2 separate regions of the Homo sapiens genome follow, and region 2 is linked to region 1. Evidence: read pairs that join two places in POLR2A ChIA-PET (ENCODE). Cell type or tissue: PC-9. All regions are shown on one strand. Region 1 overlaps PLPP3 (phospholipid phosphatase 3). Region 2 overlaps PRKAA2 (protein kinase AMP-activated catalytic subunit alpha 2).

Evidence for each region. Peaks named below come from ENCODE experiments on the same cell type or tissue, not always from the same donor. Only the 100,000 strongest peaks of a DNase experiment are listed, where the experiment ranks them.
Region 2: POLR2A ChIA-PET joins it to region 1 with 6 read pairs; 2 of 35 experiments call an interaction of 5 or more read pairs at or near these places.

What each region holds. Positions count from the first base shown.
Region 1 is chr1:56,537,935-56,540,434 of GRCh38, reverse strand. All of the region lies in intron 1 of PLPP3 (phospholipid phosphatase 3), which reads left to right. It also overlaps the pseudogene RPL21P23. Among named protein-coding and RNA genes, the nearest start is that of PLPP3, 40 kb to the left of the region's middle. In PC-9, no CTCF peak of the experiment used is centred here; no DNase peak of the experiment used is centred here.
Region 2 is chr1:56,687,493-56,689,992 of GRCh38, reverse strand. All of the region lies in intron 2 of PRKAA2 (protein kinase AMP-activated catalytic subunit alpha 2), which reads right to left. Among named protein-coding and RNA genes, the nearest start is that of PRKAA2, 43 kb to the right of the region's middle. In PC-9, no CTCF peak of the experiment used is centred here; a DNase peak (open chromatin) is centred at 1,362; H3K4me3 peaks cover 386 bases; H3K27ac peaks cover 2,284 bases.

The DNA.
Region 1 (2,500 bases):
TTAACATTCATTGAGTGTCCACAGTGTGTCCCGGACTCTATGCTGGCATTACTCAGTGCTATTGCCTTGACTTTCTTCTCAACTGATTTTGATGATATGTGTCTTCCCCTGCTGGATTGTAAGCTTCTTGAGGGCAGGGTCTGGGTCATCTTTGTGTTCCTTGTAACTTAATATATATAGTTAAGCCTCAATAAATATTTGTTGAATGAATGCTTTAATTTTTATATAATCCCAACCACCCTAAAGTTAGATTTCATTCTTCCCATTAAACAGATGAGAAAGGGAGTTTTGGAGATGTGAAATAACTTACTCAAGTAGTAGGGAGCAGAGTCAAGATCATTAACCCAGTTCTGTCTAACTCCAAAACTCTTTTATATGTGTTTTATTGTCCATAGAAACATATGTTTTACAGGCCTATCATGTGAGCACTATTAAAAATAGAAGCTGGAGGTCTGAGAGTGGAGTGCAAATGTAAGGAACTTGGGGTCTGTTCCCTTCCTGAGTTTATTAGCAACACTTTGGCTCCTAGGCACCAGAGCAACTGCAGCTCAACTTTTAAATCTCAATATGTGGAACTTTAAAAGCAGACTATTAATAATATCATACTGCTGGCTTCTCAGCTACTTTTCATAGCCAACTTGGTTGCATTTCAAAATGTTTAGGCAGTGGCATGAAGATGGTTCGGGACCATATGATTTCTCTCCCAGGCTCCTAACCCCTAAAGATCATTTCTAAGCCAGAACGTTTATCCACTGCCTTTCCCTGCCCCCCTCTCCTCCATTGCAGAGACAAAGTTTTAAAACCTAATGGCTATTGCCTGTCATGGCCCCTCTGTGTTTACTTTGAGAAGGTCAGGCACAATACTGTGGTGTGTTGCTGTTCTTTCTTTTCAAAGCACCAGTATGAATTTGATAAAGTAAATTGTTGTTCTAGCAGGAAGCAGTTAGGGGTCACAAAATAAATAGCCATAGAATTCAAATAAATCCAAAGAATAAAACCAAATAAATCCATGTGTGTATGCACAGTGATACATAAATACACTTTTTAGAAAGTGAGCATTTTTATCACTGCTGGTCTGGACCAAAGTAATTGAAAAATTGTGGAGTTCATGGTACTTTTTTTTAGAGGTGGTCTGGGACTTCAAGCAACATGATGTGAATTTAATTCTTTTTGAAAAACATGAAAAATGGGATTTTATCTTTTAAACAACTGTTTATCTTGGGATTTTTCAGCTAATGAAATTCACATTTGAATGAAATCAATTTGCAAAGTTAAATTAGGGATTTAAGCATTTGGAGGTGGACTAAGAGACCCTGAATGAGCTCAGTATTCTCTCTGAGTCTCTGTTCCCTCCACTTGAAGATGGGTGGTAGTGCTTAAATAATACTTCAATGCAAAAATGGATATAAAGAACCCAACACATTGTGAGTGTGCATTCAATAGTGGCTGTATTATCCACTGTGTTTTTTTTTTTTGCAGCCCAGAAGTCTTGTATTTATTTTATTTTATTTTTTTAACATCTACTATGCCATGAGTTCATACGTTCCAGCAGCAGGCTCCTTCCCCTTGGTTCTCACAAAGTTGCACTTCTCTTGGTAGAGCAGGCTGGCACTTCAGTTGAACTCTTTGGCTTTCTTTTTCTGATCATTTTCCTTCATGTTTTTTAGGAAGTTATCTCAGCTCTTGGAGTGCTTAATGTGCTCAATATGCACATTAATTCTCTTGGCAAGAATCTTCCCCTTAACTTTTTTGTTTACAACAGTACCAACGGCATGCTGGGGAACACTGCAGACTCTTCCAGTTTAGCCATGGTAACACTTGTGGGGCATTCTTTTTAGAGCAGTACCCATTCCCTTAGATGTCTACAGCATCACCTTTCTCATAGATTCTCATATACGTGGCCAAATAAACAACTCCATGTTTTCTAACAGGCCTAGAGAACATCTATCGGGTGCCTCTCCTCTTTCCCTTTGTGTTTGTCATTTTGGTGAATTACTGGAAGATGGCAGTTCCAGCTGAAAGGCCACTGTGTTTTTGGTGGTCTTCCCTAGTTCCAAGATTTGTAAAAGAACTGGTCCTTTTACTTTGCGAAGTGTCATTGGAGCTTGGTATTGCAGTTGGGTAGTTGGGGAGGAAGAGGTATTTTGGTCTAAGAGAATAGCATGAATCCACAGTCTCTGTGTACTGGTTTCTTGGAGGCTTACTGAAGAGGAGCAGCAGAGCATGAAGCTGGAGAGATGTCCAGGTCATGGGAACTCCTAAAGTCATACTTAGGGACTTTATTTCACCCTGTGTCATGGGGAGCCATTGAAGAGGCTTTAGCAAGGCTTTGACATGCTCATGGTCCAAGCCCTTCAGGAAGCAAACTGGTGGCTATCTGTAGAAGGGAATGGGGGCCATGAGCCTGATTAGGAGGCTCTTGTAGCATCCAGACAAGAGTTATCATGGGCCTTTGCTTTTTAAGTCAAGGTTGTGAGGGACTTTTCTTGGCAGGTGATGG
Region 2 (2,500 bases), 150 kb before region 1:
TTTCACCGCGTTACTTTTGTAAATGTTAAACAATTCCCATCATGAAAAATTAAGAGTGTGTGTGTGTGTGTGTGTGTGTGTGTGTGTGTGTGTGTCTGTGTGTCTGTGTTTCTAGGCATCCAAAGCTGGGCACATTAAAAACTAAGAAAAAAAATTAGCTTTATTTGATAAAATAAATTTTTTTCCCAAAAACTACAACTTACACCCCTATACACAATTTTACCAAACCAAGTTTTGGAGACGTTAAAATTAGTTACTTTTTTTCTTTTGTTTGAGACAGAGTCTTGCTCTGCCACTCAGGCTGGAGTGCAGCGGCCATGCTCTCGGCTCACTGCGCACCCCACCTCCTGGGTTCAAGAAATTCTCCTGCCTCAACCTCCCGAGTAGCTGGGACTACAGGCATGCACCACCATGCCCGGCTAATTTTTGTATTTTTAGTAGAGAGGGGGGTTTCACCATGTTGGCCAGGCTGGTCTCGAACTCCTGACCTCAAGTGATCTGCCCGCCTTGGCCTCCCAAAATGCTGGGATTACAGGCATGAGCCACCAAGCCTGGCCAGAAGAAATATTTTGAATGGCAATCATTAGTCTTTGGGAAGAAACATGGCAAGGTATTCTAATTTATATAAAATAAACGAATATGACTGAAGAAGAATTGAGACTATTTCAAATGAACTTTGGAAAGGTAATTATACTGAGAACTCTAGAAGAAATAGTTTTATAAAAGCTATCTTTACAAGCACCAAAGTGATCACGTAAACTGAATACTGTAGGGCAGGTGCATCTGCTGTAGCACCTCACTGTAGGTTGGTCTGATTTAGTAACAATTTTCAATCACTTTTGTGCTCTGTACATCCTAGATGGGGCACAAAAGAAAAGAAGTGATGACATTCTAATAAATAAATTTAGCTGCCATTTCTGAGTATATCACAGGTCTTCAACAGATATTCTTGGAATTAATTATTTCATGAAACCTCTAAATCCTTAGCAGCCACTGTCTTACACTAAAGGCCAGTCTAGAGCAATGAAAATCATAACGTTACTAAGCACTTACTGTCTGCCAGGCACTAAGCTATTAAATGGTGACACAACATTTATTGAGTACCTACTTGTATTGTACTCGGTGAGATCAAAAGTTGGTGCCTCTACTCGTGGAGCTTACAGTTTAGCCAGAAAGACAGACATTAAATAAAGATTCTCTTCAAACACAAATATGATCTCCAGTAGCCTCTCAATTTAGAATCTTCAAAGGTTTCCCATTGCTCTTAGGTCCTGAATAAATCAGGCCCTTGCCATCTCTGTTGTTTGGTCTCACCTTTGAGTCACAACACTGAGTCATACTACATTTTTCAGTGTTAGTCATGCTGTACCTCCTCCTGCTACAGCTCCTTTGTATAAGCTGTTTTCACTGACCTGAATCCTATACTATGACCTGAGTGAGCCCTAATCATCCTTTAGATCTCAGCTTAAAAGTCACTTCCTAAGTCCAGGTGAGGTGCCTTTTTGCACTCACAGATGCGTTTTCCTGAGCTTCAGACCACGCATCTCAGTTTGTAATTATATGTTTTTATTATTACAATAATTTGATTAATGAATATGTATTTAGTAAAGTGCCTATAACAAAGTAGGTATTTAAGTAAATGTATAAATTAGCACTTTTAAATAACGTGAGTGCTTAGAGCCAAAACCAGAGTAATCTGAAACTGAAAAATCATAGCAAAATTACAGCAAAACTTCAACCAATAAAATTTCCCTTTGTCCCCCACCCCTAACCACAATGGGGTAGGGACAAAGGGAAACAAATTTCAGAAGGAAGACGTCTTAAAAAGACAGTTTTACATTAAGGATTTAGTGGAAAAGGCAAATTCCAGGATTACATTCTAAGCCTGGCCTGAGTAAGTCAAATCTCTTGTGCTGTCTAAAATACAAGTATATTGAAGCATTACAAGAAATTCAATCATGAATCACTCATACTTCTCAGTATTATTTTCCTAGTACAGCAGAGAAATAAACTAATGTAGTTTAAAAATTTTTCAGAAACAGCATTTCTAATTGGTAAAAATAAATTAATAATCCAGAAAAATCCTAAGCATTTTCCAGTTGACCAAGTTATACGCATTTTTAGGAAATAGCCACATAAAATAGTATATGAAAATCAAAAAAAATAGAAATCTTTCCAAAGTTAGCCAAAAATCAACATTCATGAGTACACCTTTTTGGTGGTAAAATCTATTGAGATTTTAGAATATTATTTATGTAGCTACATACACATAAGATTTTTCTTTAGTTAGAACTCAGTTACATAGAAATGTAGCAATCATGCTTGGTTGATGACACTTGTCTTCAGTAGTCCATGAATGACCTTTTATTTAATTACTATTTTTAATAATGTAATACCTACAAACCCATCACTCAGACAAAAAGGCCAAGACCTTGACAACAGCTTCCAACTAATTAATATAGGGATCCGCCTTCCCCATCCCATTGCTTCTCACCCAATG